Linked DNA regions of Mus musculus: regions 1 and 2 are each linked to region 3. The links are chromatin loops, found by intact Hi-C in ENCODE. Cell type or tissue: left cerebral cortex. All regions are shown on one strand.

Region 1 (8,000 bases), 520 kb before region 3:
CAACAGCCAAATAATAGAAAATGACCTTTCTAGATTGGAGTCTATCCAAGGGGGTGACACACACTCCCAGTTCTGCCATTGGTTAAAGGTCAAGGAGATTGACCCAACATAAGTACTACCAATTCTTTTCAGTGGCTTGTGCCATAATTTTATCACCTTCTCAGTAAGTAAATAGGGATGTCCAGAGATCATTCTCCCCAAAGGAGAAATGAGGAATTCTGAGGCTGTGAGGGCCTGAGTACCTTCCTTGCTTAGAGCTATCTACATAATCAGTGCAAGAACCAGAAGCAGAGATGGTTGGTGACCAGGGCTAGGAAGAACAAGTTATATTCATTCACATTAATTCTAATGTGGTTTAGACTCTAGAAAAAAAATGTTACACAAATATGTGGTTGTTTCATGTTCTCTATAGATTTCCAGAAAGGGAACAGCAATTGAGAGCATAATGTTTTGCTCTTGCAGTCTTATCAGCTAAGTCACCAGAAAATTCATATTTCACTTCAAATTCATATACAGTAAGTAATATCAACTAGAAATTGTTCATAAAGAGAAACCTCTTGCTTTCTTGTTGTGTGTTCCTCACATGTCAGACTAAAATGGCTTTTCTAAGCTCTTACAGATTACTGCATAAGGTCTACTATAAGCCACAGGTTTATAGATCTTTGATACTCAGGAGGTAAAAAGCAGCTATTCAAAGGAGCATCTGTTTTTTGTTGTTGTTGTTGTTTTGGGTTTTGGGGGGTTTTTGTCTTGAGTATAGCTTTCAGATGAGCTTTGTACCCACTGCAAGAAACCTCCAAACCCCAGCACTCAGACAAGTAGGAAAGTCTTGTCATGTTTTGAGCAGAAGTTTGAGAGGTCTAAGTAAGATCTATACCTTCTAGAGCCTGTTATCATGGCCAGTGGGAAGAGAGCAGATTCCAAGAGCTGAGATTCCCCAAAATTTTGTCAGCTTGAACATTCACTCAGGATAGTAAGGGGCTCAGTTCATGCCTTACTGTACAGTGGGCCTCAGCCACTCCAAAAATGTACGCTAAGATTGGGCCAAAACAAAGAAGGCTAAAAGCAGGCTATGTCAGCAAGATGGTGGGCTTTAGAAGACAGAAGTATTTTCCCTGAGACAATATTCTACCAGACTCAACGAGATTTTAACACACACACACACACACACACACACACACACACACACACACACACACACATGTTTTAAAGTGACTTTTACGTCTTATTTTTTTCTTCTCCAAGAAATTAGCATTCAGAGAGTTGCGTTCCGACTGTGGCCCGATGTGTGCCTTGATCAGGAGTGCATTTTTATGACTGGGTTATAAACGGTCATAATAGTGAGGGGTTGGGATGGAATGCCTTCAAAAGATAACCTAGACCTACTGCAGGCTTGAAACTCTATTAGCCTAGCTATTAAAACCAGGAGGACAAACTGTTTCTTCCCTGGATACAAAAGCTGTTAGGCTACAGCTTGACCCAGTACAAACTTTTCTGAATCTCTCTCCACTTTACAAACCGTCAGCTCATTGCTGCCGTCTGCAGTGAGGCTGTTTACAGCTCTGTGCTAAGTGGAAAGTTCAAATCAATTATTGTCCATTAGAGTTTAGGTATAACTGATGAAATATCCCCAGAGGAGTATTGTAAATGTATCAAGACGTCCTTCCCCATTATAGAAATGGGGACGCATAGTGAATTACTTACCTTCTCTCTTGCCCTTAATGCCTCTGAAAGGCTGCTGGGCAGACAGAGCTCCTCTTGTGTTGCTGGGGTTTTGAGTGAGGACTTCACCATTTGGTGAGCATGTGTCTTGAGCTGGCAAATGTCTAGACTCCAACTTACTGTCTACTCTTGGTAAACTTTCGTGTGGATATAAGAAAATAAAAAATGAAAATGAAAAATTGAGAGACTGTAAAAATTGATTGGAAAGTAAGTACCGGGCAATCAGGTTCCCTTTGCATGATTGCCGTCTCACTGACAATCAAGTGAGAGACGCTTTGACGCAGGGAGAGTTGGTGCTGGGCCACTGTGCTTGTGAGAAGCTTGTTCCTCCTTGTTCTGGTTCTTTCATTCAGTCTTCTACCGGACAGAAAGGGAGAGTCATTCATAGCTAAGCATCTTCAGGCTCTAACAGTGATATTTCACCCCATGAAAGCCAGAACCCCCACACCCACACCCCAAGAAAAAGCCAGAACCCAGTAGAAAACAAAGATCTATTTGCAATCTGCTCTAATGGGACTTGCTTTGGAAGATGTTTTTTGCTTATTGTCTTTCTTGTTGATGCCCTGAGCCATCTCCTTGCCCCAGAGATCCCACGGCTGCAATGTACAGACTCTTCTCATACAAAAGTCTAGGTGTTCTTCTCTAGAGGGCTGTGACTTTTTTTAAACACCAGAGAAGTAATAGAGGAAGGTCAAAGAGACATCATTCTCCTGGTCAGGCATTCTCTCCTGACCCCATGGACACAGGTGGAGGGACACCTTTTTATTCTGAGTTAGTCCTATTTGGCTCCAATGGGCTGCCTGTGTGAATGTAGCAGCACACAGTTCCACCCTGACTACAGTTAGAATGAAGAGAAGATTCCTATTTAAAATGCAGCACTGATTTCCCTGCGTTGAACACCAAGGAGAACTCCAAAATGTCCCCCTGCTCGCAGGCTTATCAGTTATCTTAACAGTGTTTACCCTCAGCTCTCATGGGACTTCCATTCATCTCACTGTAGAGCCACCAATAACTGAACAGGAAATCTGACTGAGAAGAAGAGAGAGCACTTAGAACCCTTATTGGGTCATAGTATCTTAGGCTGTGCTATACCATTTTCTTAGTCTGTTGTTTTCTTCTCTTTTGGATTTTTTACATTTATTCATTCACTGTATATGAGTGTGTACTTACACGTGCATGTGTGTATGCGTGTGGGTGAATGTTAGCCATGGTATGCATGTGGAAGTCAGAGGAAAACTTGTAGGGTGTTGGTTCTCTCCTATTGTGTAGGTTCTGGGGTCAAACTCTGGTTGTCATGATCGGCAGTGGACACCTTTACCGACTGAGTCATCTTGCTGGCCCTGGTTTCTTTGCAGTGACCCAGGAATCCTTAGTCTCTGCTTTGGATATGCCGAACCATTGCTTTTTTACCAAATCACAGACTGGGAAGGTGGTCTCTTGCTCAGCGGGTATGTGCCTGGGTAGATGCTCTCCCCTGAGATGTGCAGCCACTCACACATCACCAGCTTCTAATAATTCCTGACATTTAAAGAGTCAGTCCATTTCGACCATTTCTTTCTGCATATTTGTGGAAAGAGCCAATGGTTTGCAGCATTCAGGAGGCACAGGATGTGCACCTTGTCGTGTGGATCGTATTCGTTCTGCCCGGTTTATCGGTTGTTTGTTTTCTCTTAGGATTTTGGGAGACTTCTTTAACATGTTAAATATGGGGCTAAAAATAGTGACTAGACTGTAAATCATTTGGGGGAAAATATTAATAAGATACAAAGAGAACTGCCTTCCCATCCACCCTGTGTCATAATGACAAAATGCTAAATGACTCTGCATGTCTGACTCCCTCGTCACTGGAGGTGAGGCCTCTGGATTCTGTGCCATACAAACCCCCAAATGTGAGAGCCTTAAGTGCAGGCTGAAGTACCAAGCGTGGGTTTGGATTTCCCTTTCCTGCCCCAGTACTCTGAAAGCATGTTTACTCAGCCTTCCCTCCGAGCAGGGTCCCTGTGCTGAAGCCGGTCTGCCAGCCCACTTCTGAGTAACAGCCAACACCCCCATCCAGCGCCGCCGACCGATGGGCTTGCTCGAATTTAAGGAGCAGGACTGATTTTCAAGTTTCTTCGAGCCATTATTTGTGTTCCAAGTTATCTTCCTGCATCCGTATTAATTTTCTGTTTCCAAAAGTAAGCCCCATGTATTTCAAGGCAGCACAGTTGCTTTTTCACATTTTCCAGGGAACTGGTGTTTTTAATGTCATGTGAGGACAACATTACACAATGGGTCTTTGGCAGGGACACACAGAAATGAATACCGTGTGCGAACAAACATTAAATGGCAGTCTTAATTACAGAGTTAGACTCTGTTGTTTTTAATGCCCTTCAATTTTATAATTTGATGGAAAATGCATCAACACAGCTATTTTCTTTCTACCCTAAATGATTAAGGATTGATATACCCCCAAACTGCAGTAGCTCCTTAGATCAGCTAATCAGGTAGGCCTTACATGTTATCCACTAGAGGGCAGTAGGGATACACAGCCACTCCAACCAATATGTGCAACATATGGTCGACGTGGAAACATAGTAGCCATAGCTTTCATGTGTATGAAAAATTCCCATTGCAGTGTTGCTTCACTTATAATTATATTGAAAGTAAACACTAATTCACAGACAGACTACGCATATTTCAACATATCCCTCTAGTGTTTTGTCTATTCTAGTTTAAAATGCCCTGAGTAATGAAACTTCTACTACTTCCCTTGGGAAGCTATATCAAAACCCACTTGTTTTACATGCCTGTTTTTTTTTACAAACACACACTCAAGATCTATTAGTCTTCCTTCAAGTTCATTTAGACCTCTGTTGCATACTCCATTTTCCCTTACAGCAAAGCTAGTTCCATTCCGCAAAAGATGTTTCCTGAGTATCCATTGTGTGGAAGACATACTTAGTTGAGGGATGTCCACAGCTGGCGAGCATTGCAAGGCTGCGGCTGAAGGATTTGCATGACTCCAAGCTACAGAAGAAGCTCGTCCAAACCAAACATCAGAAGAAGATGTTGGCCTAAGTTCTAAAAGGAGTGACATTCATAAAACTGTCATAACAGGAAAAAGTTTAGTTGAACTTGGATTTTCTGTATTGAAATCCAGAGTGCTAGTATTGCATGGTGACATCTAACATCACCTGAAAAACTGTAAGCTCTCTGGCTGACCTGGCGGTGAGCTCATGCCAAGGAGACGACCTGGGTTCTCACCAGTGAAAGCTGATCCTTTGGCCGATAGATCAGATTAGCCTAGAAGTTTAGAACCAATTTTGGGGTTCTTTATACCTACTTATGAAACAGAGGATATGGTTTGTAAATCCCACCAACAATGTTCCGTAGTCTGCTTTTCGTTTTTTTTAATCATCGACTCACTGGGTTCAGTCCCAGTGCCGCTACACACATTGCATGATGGGAAAGTAACCCAAGATCACATGCAGTACTTTGAGTTTGCACCACTGGTCTTTTACATATACTTCGATCATATGTATCTGAAGGAGAGGGTAGGAAAAAAATCCAAGCCAAGAAAATCCCTTTAAGGCTAGAACTCACAGTTACACTGTTACTACAAGGTTTCCCCATTTACATTAGAGACAGAGCAAAGTTATTTGCTCTGTTGGGTCTTTTTCTCAGATACATTTCCATAAGGCTGTCCTGATGGCCAAGGACATCCCAAGTAGACATGTCCACGGGTGAGAGTGTTCTGCCTCCAAGTGCAGAATGAAATGTTGCAGAAGTTCTAGGAATGATACATACCTCTCAGTGCTCTTTCACATCCTTTGAGCCAATGTAGAACATAGCCTATTCTCCAGGGTCTTTAAAGGCCTTTCTTTTGCCAATTAGGAGGGTAAGAATGTGCTGGATAGGCTGACTCTCTGTAGGAAAAGAGAAGGGAAGGATACAGAATCTTCATGGGAATCTATACAACAATAGTCCAGACTTCCTATCACAAACAAAGCTTACATCCAAAATTTGTGTCACCTGTAATGAAATCCACAGGAGTATTTTATATGGAAGTAATTAAGTGCAAATGTACAACAGCCATTTTTGTGTTTTTGTTTGTTTCAAAATACCAGAGGTGATTAGGCCATATTATGAACTAATTGCTTACTTAATTTATTTAAGTTGAAATGAGTTCTTGAGTTATACAGGACCCAAAACACGAACTCATTACTCCATTCTGCACACCACTGAAAAGAACAAAACAAAGACGTTAGCGCCTTTATTTCATTATGTTACAACACACCAACATTCTGAGCACTGATGAGGACCCAAGTGGACAGAACATCTGTATTTGGTAAGAAAATAAAATAAATAAATGTTTGCTCCATCATTTAGTTCTTCCATTGATGTGCTGAAATTCAAAATGAATGGCCAAAGGTAATAAAGTGGCATGCCTTTTTTTGTACACTTTCCTATGGAAAGTTTAAACGACTCTTCAAACATATTTGAAAACAGTAAATAAATAACCTACAAAATTCAATATTTTCTTAAATTTGGAAGTAAACCACAGTCATTCCTAGGCTTGAGTCTCTGTACACCAAGTTTCAAACCAAAGCATATTTTGGTATTTTGATGGTTGACTTATAACCCCCTGAAAAGAGGACCTGATTGTGTGCAGTGAGGACAGCTGCCCCTGGAACTCCGTCCAGGCTACTAAAATAAAACACTGGTGCTTACCAGTCACTGCTGACCAGGAGATGCGAGAGGCAGTACTCTGTTCTATAGGCAGTGAGGGAGCTCTGTCAGCAGTGCATGCTTGCCGTGGCCAGATTCTAGACAAGGAAAAAAAGAGAAAACAGTACACCCCAAAGCCAAACCAAAGCCCCAGGTGTTAAAAGCAATTGAAGATGCCAAAAATCTTCCAGGTTCTAGTCCTGTTCAGTATTTTTAAGGTACTGCTAAGGAATTCTAGTTAAGGTCTGTCTGACCATGTTAGCGAGGTAGCTGGTGGTGTTGAGCATCTCTATAGGTTTATACGTTCCTTTGCTCATGATTATCTGAAGCAAAATCCATGGAGCTTTTATTGACGCTTTAACCACTGGGCGCCCCACACATTAGCAAAGTATATGCCAATGTTTTACAAAGACATAGTGGATCAAGCTATAGTACTTGTTGACTTAATTGTTTCCCACCTCTCAAAAGAGTTGGGGTGACTGCGATAGAGGTAAATTTCTGTTTTCCCATGTGAAGAATGAAGAAAATGAATCTGTCATTTTCATACCCCAGCTAGATGCTGTGAGCATTTGATGGACTGGTAATATAATCTTAATAAACTCAGGGAGTTTGCTGGTGATTAATTATGTCTTTTTGAAAGAGGATGCTAGGAGGAGCACTCTCTCCTGATGTGAAAAATACCAAATGGTCATTGTCTTGTCTTGTGGCATAGCTGCTTTTAGCAATACCACAACCTCAACATGAGTGAGAGTCATGTCTTGAATTATTTTGCTCATGGGCTCAGACACCTTAATACTGATACCCAGTGTTCTTTTTTGGCAGCTATTCATTTTAATTTAAATTAAAACCTGTGACTATGAAATGAATTTTTTTTTCTGTATCCCAAGACATTTACTCACTGAATAAATATTTATTGAGAAGGTACTCAGTAGAAAATATTATACTGAGCCATATGATTTGCTTAGGAACTAAATCTGTGGTGGTAACCACATTAAATCCATCTTGTAACCAAGTAAACCATCCAGACAACTTTCACAAAACTGGAACTGACTATTTGAAAGGAGCCCTTCACTGCACAGTTGAGGGCATTTGGAACTGGCCAGTACCATGAATTCCTTGCACTCTGCACATGTGGTTCATATAGAGCTCTAGAGGCAGAGCCCAAAGCTCCTGGTCATAGTGTGTGCTGGGTTCCAGCCCTCAGCATGCCTGTTTATCACGTTCTCAGGGATGCTGCAGGGATGCAGTCAGCTCTGATGTTTTCCCTGCACTATCTTTCTTCTTTGATGCTGATCAGTTAAGCAGTGGCATGGCTTTTCTGAGTTTAGTAATGACACGTCCCCAGACCATTTCTGCAGTCCTGTCATCACATTGGTGTCGAAGGAATGTAAGCCCTTATATGGACACGTTCTTAACAAATAAAAGCATTTCTCAAAGATAGATTCTCTTTTCTTAATGATATCAAAGTCTATTAACTTTCTCATCCATTGGCCACTGGTAGACACTCTCTGAGAGGTGTGCTTCTGAGGGAATATTTATGTGAATTTTAAGTTGCTCCACAGAGTTCT
Region 2 (8,000 bases), 85 kb before region 3:
CTGAGCCAAGGAATTCGGAGGCGGTCAGAAATTGTATCCGTGATTCTTTCGCAAGTCTCCGGCCGAAGTGATTGACAGGTAAGCCATCTATTCAGAGAGAACAGAGTGTGCTTCATGTGGATCTGGTGAATGAAAACCTACAGGGCCCCAAATGTCAAACAGCAGCAGAAATGGTAAGACAGCAAAAGCCAGCGTTTTATTCTCACAGTACTAAACACAAGCTTTTCAGATTCATGTATCATTTTTTAAAATAGGAAGACAATGCTTATAAATGTTAACTATCAGCCATCTTTCCTAAATACACGGCTACATACACATATTCTGGACAAATGTCTAGACCTGAGTGGTGTACACTCAAATGAATCTTTAAAATAAAATCTTGACAGTGAGAATTCAAAAGGCATTAGGTAAGCGGTAATGGTCTTCCAGGGAGGTCTTAAGCTCAGGGGACAGACATCAAAGGTGCTTAGTGGGAGGGTGTGGGCTGTACTTAACCTTGATGGTCACTTAGCAATGGAAGGGAGTGCTTCACTGAAGAGAGGTAGGTGCATTCAAAGCCTGTCCTGTGCCCTGGGAGTGAACCAGGCTGTCCTAGACAGGAGTCTGCCTGAGCAAAAATGAAGTGCAAACTAAAATAAGTCTGATGACTACACAGGATGGGGTCTGCTGACTTTGCAGGGACGCATGCTGCTATTGAGTGTTCCAATTTTAAAACAGAATTCTCAACACCTAAGTACTAAGAGGTGAAGCTGTGGGGTGTGGTAGCACACACCTTCATTCACAGTTGCATGAGGGCCTGGGGCAGGAGGATATCTGAGCCCAGTAATTCAAGGCCAGAGCAAACAATATGGAGAGACTTCCGGAGGGTGGTCTTGTAAGAGGTGATTTGGTCACAAATCACAGGAGAATCTTCATGAATGGGATTAGGGCCTATATAAGAGAGGCCCCAGGAGCCTATAAACTCTTCCACCACATGAAGATATAGCAGAGAACGCCATTTATGAAGCAGGTAGTTGAACTGTGTTCAGGTCCTAGTGTTCTTTAGGAGGTAGGACTGAGGCGCAATAGAACAGAGGATTAACTAAAGTGTTGGGGGGCTGCACAGTTTCTCCTGGACGCAGGCTCCAGTGGGAGTAAAGGAAGGAGGGGCTAGGGAAAAGGTCTGGTGGGCAGATGCTTGCTGTTCAAACATGAGGCCGAGAGTCTAGATTTCCAGCATCCGTGTAAAACGGTAGGCACAGTGCTAATAAGCATTTGTGACCCCAGCACTAGGGAGAGAGCAGTGGCTCCCCAGAGCTCACTGGCTACCCAACCTGCCCAGTTTGCTAGCTCCAGAAACCCTCACTCAAAAATTAGGGTGGGGATCTATTTCACAAGACATCTGACAATCTCTGGCCTATATACAACTACATATACAAACAATAACATAATAACAGTAAAAACAACAACAGTAACAACAACTACTACTTTAGGGCCTAGGTTGATGGCTCAGTTGGCAAAGCACTTGCCATGACAGCAAGAGGGACAAATTCAGATCCTCTGTACTCGTGTGAAAATTTGGACATGGAGCTGGCAAGGTGACTCGGTGGATAAAGGTGCTTGTGACCATGGCTGACGACCTGTGTTCAGTCTTCACGGGCCACCGACTGGCAGGTTGTCCTCTGACCTACACATCAAAGCCACGGAACACACATGCATACTCAGGCACATGCGTTATAAAATAAAAAGGCGTGGGGATATGCACTTAGAGTCTAGTGCTGTGGGGAGTGAGGGGAATAGACAGGGGGATTCCAGGAACTTGCTGGTCAGCTACTCTGGCCAAAATAAAGGAGCTCTAGGCTCACTGAAAGGCTCTGTCTCAAAAAATAAGGCAGAGAAACGATTCAGAAAGTCACTTGACATCAAACACTTTCACCAGGAGCACATATGTGTGTGTGCACAGAAACACACACAATACATATAACACACATACACTGACTTTAAAGAAAAAAAATGTATAACCAAAGGGGAAACATAACTTGAAGACTTGGAAAGTTCTTGGCCTCTGAACCTGTCTTTACAGTAACTGCAAGCCTGTGTGGAGGAGAGCATCTGAGATCAGTATGGATGGGCCCTGGGGTATGCACCAAGACCACAGGAGGATGACCCTTTAAAGCTCTGGGTGTGACTGTGCTCCAGGCAGAAGCCTCCAATGCCAGGTACACAATGGCAGCATGGTTTCACAGAAAATGGCTCAGAACGCCCATGAAACTTCAGGACCCACTCCCTAGTACCACATCAAATCTCTGTTCCCCACATTCCTCGTCCCACAGATACTCCCAGGTGCAATGTAAACTACTGAGGCCTCTACTCCCAAGGGCATCAGCGGTAAATGTGGGTGGCATCATTTGCTCCCAGTTCTACAGCCCCAAAAAATACAAGAGCTGTGGAGGCATTACTCTATCCACGTGGATGTCAAACAATGTCCCAAAGAATGTCAAGGCTGAGGCCAAGAAGTACCACAGAGCCCTCATGAGGGCATTGCCTTGTGTACCAGTGGGTATGGGACCACTGCAGAGAGCCTCACCAGGCAATGCCTAGGAAAGCTGTAGGGGAAGAACTGACCAGGACCCAGGATGGTGGAGCCAGCCACCCACAAGCTCTGTGCAACCACAAGACTCCAATGCATGAGAGCTACAGTAGGAGCAAAGCCATACTTCTAGCTCAGCACTGTGTCTGGAAGGTAGGATATTTGCATCACACATGTCATTTGTCCTGTGGGTATGGGATGTGCCATTCCTTTTCTCATTTCTCTTTCCCACCCTGGGAATGTCTTTCAAAGAATGTCCCACTATTGTGTTTTGAAAGTTCACAGTCTGTTATTTCTTCTTTACTTTTTATTAGTTTATGTGTACAGTGTTTTGCCTACATGTATATACCATGTATCACATGTGTGCCTCGTACCCACTGAGGTCAGAGGACCATGTTGGCTCCCTTGGGACTGGAATTACAGGCAGTTGTAGATTCACGTGGGTGTTGGGAATTGAACCCTGGTCCTCTGCAAGAGCAAGAAGCACTCCTAACCTCTCTACTGCCAACAGCCTGTTAGTCACAGGCCCACAGCTTCATGCAGAGGCCTTCATGAGTTTCACCCATTTCTGATTTACTCGATGCCACCCAGACCACTCTGGAAACTTAAGATGTCTGTGCTGACATTTGAATGATTAAATATTGGAGGTTGTTAGGAGGTACGGGGTATGTTTTTCATGTGAAGACATTCTTTGGAGGGGGCAGAGGTAGACTGCAAATGATCCAATATTAGTGGCTAAAATTCATGTAGTTCAAACCTAACTCTCGGTGCAATCTTATTCAGAGGTGGGGCTCTTGGGAAGTGTGAGGTCAACAGAACACACTGTGGATGAGATTAACATCCACACAAAAGAAGACCAAGAAAGGCAGGGTTTTCATCCATTCTGCTGGGTGGGGATACACTGAGCAGATACCACCCATGAGGAAGAGGGGCCACACTAGATACTAAATCTGCCAGCACTTGGACTTTGGGTTTCTCCACCTTTAGAACCGTAGACAGTCCACTTCCATCACTTGTAATGTACCCACTCTGAAGTATTTTGTTGCAGCAGCCTAAGTGGACTAAGACAGGCGAGAAAGAAAAGGTAGTTTAGGTAAAAATAACTGTAGGCTTTTTTTTTAAAGGCACGACACACCTTAAAGTGAATGGGAGATATCACCTGGAGTCAGAGAGTAGTAGGAGTGGTGGGAACAGGGCAGCCTGTCTCCAGGAAAAAAGATAGGGCAGAGGAGAGAACTCAGGACAGCTCAGGCCCCAAGGGCTAGGAGAGAGGAAGAGTTAGCAAAGTTAGTGGCAAAGCCATGGTCCTTCCTGAATGATGGCCATTATGGAACTGGCATACACTCTCCATTCCTTAGTGCAAAGTGCTCTATTTTCCTCAGGATGGATTTTAGACTAAGTCTCAAGAAGCTATATTTAAGGCTACCTATTTAAAAAGAAATACTATAGAAAGAGACAAGGAACAAAGAGGTAATGGGCTTTACCAGTCAAGAGTGACAGAAGACTGCAGTGGTCCCCATGCAAAGCTGTTCTTGGCCTGATTAACAATCTACAGTCACCATGACTGTGTAGCCAGAAGGGACAATTTCTGGGAAAAGCTTGTCTCCAACATCCCTCTTCCTATCACTTTATGCCTTCCATAAGCAGATGTTTAAAATATATATATTTAGAAAAATGGCTAAAAGCAGTTTATTGCTGCTTGATACAAACTGGTTTTAACAGAGGTTAAAAACTCTCTTTTTAGATAGCAATCTCCATCGCTGAGATTGTGGTAAAAGTAAAGGCCAAAGATAAGACAATATTCCAACCAGGACTGTGTTGCTACACACAGAAAAACAGTCACTCCCCACAAGGTGTACATGGCCTCTCTCTCTGGAAATACAGGGTGAACTGAGAACAGAGAAGCTATCTTTTACCCTTCAAGTTCATGTGACCACGTGAGAACAACCCCATGCATGGGTCCTACTAAGATCACTGAAAATACAGAACTTTCTGGAGTGTCCATTTAAACTTGCAGTGTGTGTGCTGGATTGCGTTCTTATATACATCTAATCTACCCTACTATCCTCCATGATCCTTTAAAATGAAAACTGTTAAAATCCTCACACCTGACAGCAAAAAACCAATCCTCTATTTTAGATCCTTTGGAATAGCAAGAACAAACCTCAGCATTCTGGACGGCAAACCTGAAGGAATATATATACATATGTAGGTCTCAACAGAACCAGTGGGGTCAGCATCTGGAAACTGTAAGCTTACCTGTCACAGCCTTCATCGAGGTCTTGACAATCACACAAACAGGCAGCCACGTGGTTCTTTTCCCCATTTCGATCTATGTATTCGCAACAGCACAGGGGCTCCAATTCAGGTTCTTCGGTTTTCTTTTTTTTGACTGGCTTCATATTGCCCTTTAGTGTACGGATTTGTACCTGTCACCATGAGGCATAAGAAGCTCACAGAAGGTAAAGGTGGCAAGAACTCAACTCACATCCTGTAAACACATCCTTGCTTCTCATTAACGCCAACGCCTGAGCAATAAAAAAATGAAAAGGGGGGAAGGGTCCTGCTTTCATCAGGCTTTTCGGGCTCCGCGTGGCCTGACAGGAGGGTTCCTTGACTTCTGGGGCTCTGAGCACCTTCCCCTCCCCTTCCCAGCTAGGCTAGCAACATCTGGGCACCAGCCGTTCCCATGGCGACAGCCGACCACGCGGCCCGGGACAGCAGAGCTAGGGCGGCCCAGTTCACCTGAGGGTGCCGGCTCAAAGGGCCGGGCTGTCCCCACCCCAAGGCTGCGCGCCGTGGAAACTCACCCTCGCAGGTGCAGGCAGCGACGCCCTGGCGCTGCAACCACCCACCGGCCCGGGGATGCCAGGAGCCCCAGCAGCCCCGAGGTCGCCCGTCCAGCCCACTCCGAACCCGCCGCTCCGAGGGCGTGGGCGGGCCTGGAGAATGACCTTGGCGGGGAAGTTACCTGCCCTCCCGACAGAGGCGGGGACCGGGAGGAGGACCGACTCCCCTGGGCGCGGCTGAGCCTGCGACCCCGCACGGCAGGCTCGGGAGTGCCGGGCGGAGTCGCCCACCTGTGAGCACCGCCGGTGCGCGCGCCTGCCGAGCGAGCCAGTCGCCCCCGGTCGCCGCTCCGCAGGTCGGCGCGCGCTTCCGGGTGCCCCGCCCCCGGCGCCGGGATCCCGCCGCCCGCACGTGCGCCGCCTGCCCACGAGGCCCCTCCCCCGCCGCGCTCCGGCCGGGCCACCTCGCACCTGCGCCGGGGCCCTCGCGGTGCCGCCGGGGTGCGGGATCGGACCCCGGCGCTCGCGCGCCGCCAGAGTTCCGCCGGTCGCCTGCGGTCCTCCAGCGCCGGCAACAGGCGTTGGGGTTCGATCCGCACCTTGGCCGCCTTCAGAGGTGCCACCCCACGAGTCGCCCGCCTTCCCTTGAGGCCCGCTGTGGACCCCAAGCCCGGCTTATCCAACTTGTTCTCGCTCGCGAGTCCTGGAGGATGGAGCTGCTTTCCAGCCAGGCCTCGGTGGTACTTTTGATTCAGTAGTCTGCACATTTGCAATGAAATTGCCCAAGAGAGTCCCCTCTGGGTTTGTATTGCAGCACAAATCTGTAAGAACTATGGGCCTACGTACAGGTTTTCCCTACCCCAGGCTTTCTAGGTTTTGGTTTGGTTTTAAGCAGAAACAGAAGAAAAAACGACAACTTAAACATTTCCGGTTTTATTGAAGTCAATCCATACATAACAGATTAAGATCTCATTAATTCTACGTACATATTTAGTGTTTTATCTACAAAGTGACGTTGGTAATCTTTGAGGTATATGGTGAAGTGCTTTAAGAGAAACCACAAAAGCATTCACTTTGACAGTTAACATTTTTCTAAATTTAACAATCTGAAGTTTCTAATCCAGTCACTCAAACTCACAGCCAGAGACTTCCTATGTTCTTATCACAAACAAAACAGAACAGAACAGAACAGAACAAAACAAAGCAGAACAGAACAGAACAGAACAGAAGGTATTACTCCGAAGCCCCCTGCCCCAGGGAGATTAGTTAGGATTCATGAAGAGAAACCCTTCCCTTTAGCCAGTATTTTTATTCCCTACAGGCGTCTCAAAAACATTGTTAGCAATGACATTTGGCTTTGGTGACACTGAGGGAAAGGAAACATTGACTAAAGGCAATGGATATTCAATAAAAATAAATATATGTGCGTGTTCTAGAAAGACAGCTAGAGAACAAAACAATAAATACGTCCTGAACATTTCCTAAATCCCGGGGGACGCAGCTAATTTCAAGTCAAGTCGCCAAGTCCTTATTTTCACAAACCACTGGTGCTGACACAAGTGCCTGAGTGGTTTTCCCGAGAGCCCAAGCTTGCGCCTCTCAACTCCGGTCAGCTTGCATGCCCCCCAGTCTTTATTGCTGAGTGCAAGTTTGTGTCCAGCTTATAATTTGCCAGCAAGACAAGTTAGCTGCTACTGAAAAGTGATTAATTATTTTCTACCTGATGGGCCACCTCTATCATGGGTGTTGCTAAGCTGAATCTAAGCATTACTCATGGACTCAATTTGATCTGTCATGGAATGCCCAGATTTTATAATAATCTTACGACTTCTAAAACTGAAAGTAGTTCATTATGAGCATTGATGTCCTATATACTTCCTTCTCCTAAATTACTGTTCAGTCTTTTTGATATATAAAGGATAATCTCACCTTTGGTACTTATACGTACATACATATATGCACACACATATGTATATATATGTACATGTATATATGTGTGTATATATATACATATATATCCCTTCATTCAGATACAACATGGCCAATGACTCTTTCGGACATACAAAAGGTCTGACCATTGGCCTTGAGGCCAAGTCAAGGAAGGCACTGTAAAATTTAAAGATACAAGCCTGGAATGTATGCACTTGGAAAACGATCCTTTAAGGTGATAAATGATTGAGGGGTTTCTTCTTACCTTTTTAGGCTCTTAAACTCAGTTACAAACGCAGCCCCCCACCCCCACCCTGGGCACACAGGGACTCTGTGCTAACATAAATTTAAAGGATCAAGTAGCAAGCCTCACTATAGAAGAATAGCCATCCTACCCACAGTGCCTTCCTTCCCCTTTTGTGTCACAGAATTTCAATTCCAAAATATATTTCATGGTTCACTGGAGAAATTCACAGCTTAAAAGTATCTATAAGAAGTGAAAAGATAGAGTCTTAAGGCTATTGGAGAGTAGTCATTGAGTAAATGTTATTTAAATACAGCTTTCCTGGTAGAAATCCTGGTAATAAAAATATCAGAAATGTCCTTATGACAGTGACAGTCTTCATCCTCCGATTCCTTCCAGATGTTGCCTTCTAGGTCCAGATGTCTCTTTGGTTTCCACATTTCAGCACTAGCTCTCCACAGCCACCCCA
Region 3 (8,000 bases):
AAATTACTTTTAAATTTCATTTTTAAGCTTTCTTTTTATAAACACCTTAAATTATTTATTTGTGTGTGTCCGTCATGTGCGCCCCGAGGATCGAACTCCCGTGGTCAGGTTTAGGGGTAGGCACCACTAACCCATCCTGCCAGTCCAATAAATTAACTTCTAAAGAAAAAATATTTGAACACTTAGAAGATGGAAATTAGTGGCTGGAGAGATGACTCCGTTGGCAAAGTGCTTCCTGAACAGGACTGAGGACCCAGACTTAAACGCCCCACCCCACCCCACCCCAGCATCCACATATAAGTTGGGCATGAGTCTAGTGCAGATGGTGATGCAACAGGTGGACTACTGAGGCTCAATGGCAAGTAAATCTTGTTGAATTGGTGAGCTCTATGTTCAACAGAGACCTTTATCAAAATATAAGGTGGGGTGACTGACAAGATACCCCACATTGACCCGTACACATATTCATACACCACAAACACATATATGCTCACAAAAGACAGGAACGAATGTCTTTGCTTCCTCCCATTTGTCATGTATACACGCAGCAAACATCTTCCAACCACTACCATTTGCTAGGTAGTTGCTGGTACTAGAAATACAAAAAATAGGGGGCTGGAGAGATGGCTCGGTGGTTAAAGAACACTGACTGCTCTTCCAAAGGTCCTGAGTTCAAATCCCAGCAACCACATGGCAGCTCACAACCATCTGTAATGGAATCTGATGCCCTCTTCTGGAATGTCTGAAGGCAGCTACAGTGTACTTACATATAATAAATAAATAAATCTTGGGGCTGGAGCAAGCAGGGCTTGAGCGAGAAGGGAAAAAAAAAGACGTTAAAAAAAAAAAAAGCAATGTAATGAGAGTATGGCCACTGTGGAGAAGTATCTGCAATGCCCGTATTTGGAAGGAAGATGGGGAGGATGATGGACAGCAGGCATTATAAGAGATCATGACGCACCGGGCTCCATGAACATCATTACTATTGCTGTTCCTTAGCCTTCTTCATAGCAAGGCCATTCCTTGGGGTTACAAGGAAAAGCACCGAGGGCACCAGGCAGTAGATCAAATGTGTTAAGTCTACCCAATTTAAGCCCGGGCTCTTAAATCCTATGAAGTAACCATGGAAGGTGCCAACCCTGGTGACACTGATTTGTGGCTCTCTGGAGGGAAAGATTCACAAACCATGCTAGGGTACAGAGAAGGACACCCACCAAAGGAGGGATCGACAAACCTGGACACGGGGGCGGGGGGAGGAACAAACAAAAGTCTATAATTTGACCCAGTTAGAAATACAGTATTTATTAATTTTTATAAGGATTCCCTCTTCTCCCAAATCTTCAGATCGTTTCTCCAATTTCTTACGTGTTTGTTTGTTTGTTTGTTTGATGCGTATGGTGCTTTGCCGACATGTGTGTCTGTGCACTGTGCGCATGCCTGCTGTCCTCAGATGTCCTGGAACTGAGTCACAGATAGTCGTGAGTCACCATGCGGGGGCTGGGAATTGAACACCAGTCCTCCGTAAGAACAACGAGTGCCCCTAACCACTGAGCCATCTCTTCAGCTCCGTCATGAAAATAACTTCATGAAAAAAGTTGACTTTCGTGTCTCTGTCACATAGCTAATGAATTAACTTCAACGCTTGCTGGAGATACATCCACTAGCAAATCCCCATGGCTCCCATCAGCACGGTTACCGCTCATGGTCTCTGGGGAGTTATTTACACAGAACAAACAACAAGGGTTGCTGGGCTTGCTTCACTTCGACCTTGGCCATCAACATCACTGCCCTAGGTTGGTGAATAGTTCAGCAGGTGAGGACATTTAGTTGCTAAGCCTGAAGACTTCAGGTCAATACCCAGAGCCCATGAGGTGAATGGAGAAAACCAACCTCGCAGGCTGTCCTCTCACTTCAACACATGCGACATGGCACACACACACACACACACACACACACACACGTTCGAGCTCTCCATAAATGAATGAATAAATGAATGGTACCTTATTTAAATTATTCATGGTCACCTAGGCCCGCGAAATGTTACTGCCCACGTTTAGGTGTGTCTCCTCTGTCTGCCCTTCACAGGCAGGTCCAGCGGCTTGCCTCTCTGATAGTTTAGATCCTGTCAAGGTGACATGGCACTGTCAAGTGCAAACGTTACCGACAAGAGCTCAACTGAGCCAAATCTAGACTTCGTGATGCAACTGTTGCATGAGGGCGTGCGTGTGCGGCCTTCCCTGCCCTCTTTGCTGACACAGAGGCCACAGTCCTGGAAAAAGGTTATTCCTCTCTTGAACCTAAAGCAACGTGGGTTTGACTGAGCGTGCAACGCAGCAACAGGCGTTTGGACATTTTCTGGACAGCATCAAGCCATACTGCTCCCCGTGCTGGAGTTCTGCAGAGGACTACTGCTTCCCCCCTTAACCAGACAACCCTGGTATAGAGCAGGCCCGAAGGGTTTGCACAACGGGCCGAAACTTCGGGAAGTCCTCTTAACACTAGCAGTGAAATGTCCTGGCTAACAACCAGCTGCACCCATACATTTTATAGATGCTTGGATCATAGCCTGAGAAGTTGTTCCTGTAGAATGAACAGTTTCACTGATACCCGGAGCATGAAGCAAGGCCACACATATGTCCATATACACTAAAGCCATAAGACAAGGCCTGCCAGGCGCTTCGGATCCTCTTCAGAGTTCTAGATATACCTGTAGTGCACAGGGCTTTGTTTATCAAAATACAACTGAGCTCTTGAGCAAGGTTTTCAATGAAAATTTCACTTTTCCTCACGAATTTCGGGGTTCAGGTCTCAGAGGGAGCACAGGGTCCTTAAGTTAAAATCCAATTAAATAAAATGGGGAGCTAGCATAGTAGGTAAGACATCAAGCATGAGGACCAGAATTCACCCCCAGATCCTCCCCAACACACACACACACACACACACACACACACACACACACACACAGAGGCTCAGCATCCTGGCATGTTTGTTATCTCAGCTTTGGGACAGTGAAGACAAGCAGAACCCTGGGCTCCTTGGCCTGTTGACCAGCCAGGCTAACCTGATCTACCAGCCCCAGGAGGCTCTTCACCTTGCTCTGGGAAGGCCTTCCCTGCTCTCCCCCAGAGACCTCAATTATGTCAGCAATAGACATATCATTTCACACTCTTACGGTTTGAGCATGGCACTATCAGTTCTATGTTAGCTGTATTCCACAGAAGGGATACCCCCCCACACACACACACACACACACACTCCTTACTTTGGCTGTTAGGTCCAACCCTGCCTGACAGTTGTTGTACAGAGTTCACCAGTATCCTATCTCATAGTAATGGTTTGTCAGTCAATTGAAATAATGCATTCATTCATTTATTCCTCCAACAGTTTTTTTGAACTATACCCTTCACTACACTAAAATACTTCTCTGAAAGAAAAATATCTACACACAAGCACTGTAATACAGTGAGGATAACTGTTGAGAAACACGAGTAAGCCCGCAATGAAAGGCTTTCACCCTAAAGCTAATAACCAACTTACCCATTTGTCAGATAGGATAATAATAAACAAACGACAAAACTAGTTGAAACCAAAAACTTGATTGAGACTTAAACTTTGTGAGCCCTGCTAACCAACGACGGAAAGGCTGGCAAGAGGAATACCAAGTCAAAAATCACAATGGAACCAGACTCACTGGGGTCTGGGGCTGAGATATCTGAACTCAGGGACCAAATTCAAGCACTTAACACTCCGTCGCCTAGCCAGGAACAGGCTCGCGGGAGACACAGGAAACCGTTTCCTTGGTAACAACTTTTCGAATTACGCCAAAGAGTACAGAGGAAAGGGAAGGGAGGAATTAATTATCATAATCGGAGCGGGTTCAAACAACCGTGCAGAGGAAACTGCAGGCGAAGCCACCTCTCGGGAGCCAGCCCCTCGAGGCTGCTTACCTGGCGCGCCGTGAGAGCGCCCTCCATCGCCGCACCCTCCCGCGACACCCCGCACGCGCGTCCCTGAGAGCTCCCGGGTGGGAGAGGGCCGGACAGGCGCGTGCCCGACGCGCGGTCCTGGCTGCGGCCCTCGGACTCCCCACCTCCAGATCAGGCCGAGCGCTTTGCGTCCTCTGGCGGCAATTAATGACTATTGCCTTTGGCGAAGTCCTTAAAGGCTAATTTGTGAGCCAGGGCGTTAACCACCCTGGGATCAGTGATGAGCCTTGAAAAGCAGAGGGTTTGTTATTCTTTGATGGGCCTAGAATTTCAGTTTGGGCAGAAGAAGATAGTGTTCTGCAGATAGGATGGTTGTTCTCTAATATGAATGTACTAGACCTCATTAAAATGTACAATAAAGGGCTGATGAGATGGCTCAGTGGGTAAGAGCACTCGACTGCTCTTCCGAAGGTCAGGAGTTCAAATCCCAGCAACCACATGGTGGCTCACAACCATCCATAACAAGATCTGACTCTCTCTTCTGGAGTGTCTGAGGACAGCTACAGTGTACTTACATATAATAAATAAATAAATCTTTTTAAAAAACGTACAATAAAATCTAATAGAACAGGCAGGCGATAAGAAGTAGGGAGGCAGGAAAACTGTGACTTGGGGATCAGCCTGACCACACTCAAGTTCAAGACCAGACTTGGGCAACAGGGAGACTCTGTCTCACGAGGGAAAAGGGGGAAAAAAAGAAAAAAGCAAAACAAACAAAACATCTGATAAAATTTTGTTTCTCTTTTATACCAATAAAACTCACTACGCAAACACAATTAAGTACTAGAACAAACAGAACTAGATAGAGCCCCGTGGAGAGGCACAGCCTGGTTTCTAGCATTGGCACCTTAGAGTAAAAATACGAGGGGTTTGGAGAGGTGGTTCAGGGGTTCAGTGTTCAGTGTGCTTTCTGTCCATGCAGAGGACCAGCGTTCATTTCCCAGAACCCTCATCAGGCAACTCACAGTCTCCTGGAACTCAAGCTTCCACCAGTACTACACTTAAGTGCACAACCTTGCATTCACGTTCACACACACACACACACACACACACACACACACACACCTCTAAAAATTATCATTTAAGGAAAATAGTGGTAAGGATACTGAAAAGTGTTCGGGTGAACAGTGTTAACATCTACTTAGGCTTGAAGGATGGATGGTAATAGAAGCCACCAATTAGAAGAAGAAAAGGCGCTCAGGGCTGGGGTGGTAGCAGGTTGTGGTTATAATGTTAAGTGTAAGAGCAGGTGACTGACTAGAGGAACAAGTTAAGACCACAGAGTAAGAAAAGCAGAGGCTTGGAATTGAAACAAGAATTACTGAAAGAGTAAGACAGTAGCAAAGAGAAAGGAGATGATAAGCAAGGACCAGAGTTCTTCAATAGGAAAAGAAACCTCAGGCAGGAAGGGAGGCATGTGCCAGCAATCATGGCACTAAGGAGGTGAGGGGAGCAAGATTGGGAGTTCAAGGCTACCCTCCACTGGACCTTGCTACATAATGAGTTTGAGGCCTCAAAACCAGCATCCCTCAAAAAAAGAAAAAGAAAAAGAGGAACATGAACTGTGAGCTGGTGGAAGGGTCTAATACTTCTATTAGAAGCCTCAGGTACAGTTCTCAGTCATGAATTTCCAAGCTGGGATTTAAAGAAAGAATGAAGGAAAGAAAGAGACCTGCCCTGTCCCTGGCTTTGGTGGCACTTGGGTGACCATCACTGCATGACAGTTCACTCCGAACCTTAGTATCAGAGTGTGAGAATAGGTATTCACTATCTCTTGTGATTTCCATGGCTCCGAGATATGGAAACAGCACAGGTGGAAAGCTCTGGCTCATGGTCGATCTTTCACAAGACTGCGCTAGGTGATTATAGGCAGCTCCAAGCCATTGAACCACCTGGCTGAGGCTGATCCTGAGCCGGGAGGATCCACTTTCAGAGAGTCTCACTCACAGGGCTGCCAGCCTGGCACTGGCTCTTGGTCTGGGGCCTCGGTTCCTCTCTGCTAGGGCTTCTCCACAGGACAGCTTGAGTCCTCATGCTGAGGCCGAGCCTTTCCTCAGAATGTATGATCCAAGAGACCTAGACGGAAAGTACAATGCTTTCTATGACCTAACCTTGGAAGCTGCATCTGTTCACACTGCATTCTACCGGGGTCGGTCTGCACTGGGTCACTAACAGGGACAGGACCACAGCTACTTCTGGTGACACTGGAGAAAAAAACCAAAACAACCTGAGTGGGCTGCAGAGAGAACAAGATCCTCAGAGGAAAGGCAGGAGGCCGTGGAAGTTTAGAGAATTTTCACAGAAAATACAGAGAACTTAGAATTCAGTTCATGTCTCACCTGGAATCCCATAGAACACTTAGGAAAGAGGCTGGGGGTTGGAAGCTGGAGAGTGGTGATAAAAATAGGAGTTGAAAGAGTATATGTGCACTGCCAGGACCAAACACAATCCTAGGACCTCTTATGTATCCTGTCCCATAGAGACCCATTGGGCCAGGCTGCTATTCTACTGTTGTGCCAGGGAAATGTTAGTGATCCCCCAAAACTCACACAGGAGCCGATCTGATGTAACTCACGGTAGGGTCTTTATTCTATTCGAGCTAGCTTCCCCACCCCCACCCCCAACGCACTACCATCATGAAGGGCAGTAGTTTTGGTGATGGGGGAGTCCCGAATGTCTGTTGGGGTAAGACTTTATAGTAAGCAACAACAAGGAATACGTGTTCAAGCATCTAATTGGAAAGCTCCTGTGGCCTTTAACATGATTGGTTGGAGCTGGGAATCGTATCATAAACTTAACTTCTGCTCCCCTCTGCATTGGTGGTCAGGGCTGGGCTTGTAACCTGGGGGTGCAGGTTTGCTGGGAGAATAACCTGGAGACACTGGTAAGCCGGGCAGTGGTGGCGCACACCTTTAATCCCAGCACTCAGGAGGCAGAGGCAGGTGGATTTCTGAGTTCGAGGCCAGCCTGGTCTACAAAGTGAGTTCCAGAACAGCCAGGGCTACACAGAGAAACTCTGTCTCAAAGAGAGAGAGAGAGAGAGAGAGAGGGAGAGAGAGAGAGAGAGAGAGAGAGAGAGGGAGGGAGAGAGAGAGAGAGAGAGAGAGAGAGAGAGAGAGAGAGAGAGAGAGAGAAAGACTGGTATTCTTGGGGCTTAGCATAAAGACAGGAGTTAGGTTCCGGTTTTGTTGGGGGCAACTTGGAAACTAATGCTCGGTACCAGCCTCTTAGTTTACCAGAGTTCAAACTTAGGTCAGGTTCTCCAAAATGGAGTCTGAATTTGAAAGTTTTGGCATCTCACTACATGTTTTAAATTTACTCTTTACTAAGTGAAAGTTCCCTGAAGTATAGTTCTCTAATTTACGTTTCATCTCGTGAAGAGTTTTAAGGAATTTAGAAGCTTTGCACTGTCGTGTTTTGTCTTGTTTTTAATCTTATGAGACAGGGTGTCATTAAATAGTCCAGGATAGCCCAGAACTCCTAGAAATTTTATTGCCTCAACTCCCAAGTGTTTGAGATTACAAGTGTGTGTGCCACCACACCTACCTTCAAAAATCCTTAACAGTCAGTCTGATTAGCTTCCATCCAAAATTCTCAAGAAATGCCACTAATAATTTTGAATCTCATATTACTAGTCTTGTTACTGCATAAAAGTGAGTAAATACACGGGGTGGGATAGCTCAGGGCTTAAGTGTACCCATCCAGTAGTTACAACGGTCTCTGATCCTAGTCTAACACCCTCTTTTGGCCTCCATGGGCACCAGGCACACATGTGGTGCATATGCACACATGTAGGCAAAACATTCACATACATAAAAATACATCTTTTTAAAAAGCATATCTGTACATCGTTTAATTTTATTCCTAACCAAAACTAAAGAAGAATTGTACACAGACAGAAAGGACGAGAAAGAAGGCAAACGCGAGGAAATTTTGTAAGCTTTGAAGCATGTAGAAGAGGATTCATAAAACGGAGAAAGCCAAGTCTCAAACGGAGTACGGGGAAAGCCTGAG

What was found. A loop is a pair of places that touch in the nucleus more often than their neighbours do. Peaks named below come from ENCODE experiments on the same cell type or tissue, not always from the same donor. Only the 100,000 strongest peaks of a DNase experiment are listed, where the experiment ranks them.
Region 1: it touches region 3 in a loop (2.6-fold over the local background); 4 of 42 quality-filtered maps call a loop at or near these places.
Region 2: a loop joins it to region 3, with 2.1 times the contacts of the local background. A loop is called at or near these places in 2 of 42 quality-filtered maps.

What each region holds. Positions count from the first base shown.
Region 1 is chr16:43,536,035-43,544,034 of GRCm38, forward strand. The region is part of intron 5 of Zbtb20 (zinc finger and BTB domain containing 20); the gene reads left to right. Among named protein-coding and RNA genes, the nearest start is that of Mir568, 100 kb to the right of the region's middle. In left cerebral cortex, a CTCF peak has its summit at 4,231 (motif pointing right); DNase peaks (open chromatin) are centred at 3,965 and 4,264; H3K27ac peaks cover 2,445 bases.
Region 2 is chr16:43,974,080-43,982,079 of GRCm38, forward strand. Zdhhc23 (zinc finger, DHHC domain containing 23) reads right to left here and starts at 5,730. Exons shown (of 5, transcript NM_001007460.2): 1 at 5,380-5,730; 2 at 4,829-5,097; 3 at 1-87. The coding sequence starts at 4,971. Gramd1c (GRAM domain containing 1C) reads right to left here. Exons shown (of 17, transcript NM_001359085.1): 17 at 6,271-8,000. The coding sequence ends at 7,979. It overlaps Gm46552 (a long non-coding RNA gene), which reads left to right and starts at 5,794. Exons shown (of 2, transcript XR_001781930.1): 1 at 5,794-6,159. In left cerebral cortex, no CTCF peak of the experiment used is centred here; DNase peaks (open chromatin) are centred at 4,915, 5,294, 5,469, 5,610 and 1 more place; H3K4me3 peaks cover 2,070 bases; H3K27ac peaks cover 1,331 bases.
Region 3 is chr16:44,059,325-44,067,324 of GRCm38, forward strand. It overlaps a transcript of Gramd1c not described here. Among named protein-coding and RNA genes, the nearest start is that of Gramd1c, 21 kb to the left of the region's middle. In left cerebral cortex, a CTCF peak has its summit at 4,124; DNase peaks (open chromatin) are centred at 1,513, 3,865 and 4,017; H3K4me3 peaks cover 895 bases; H3K27ac peaks cover 668 bases.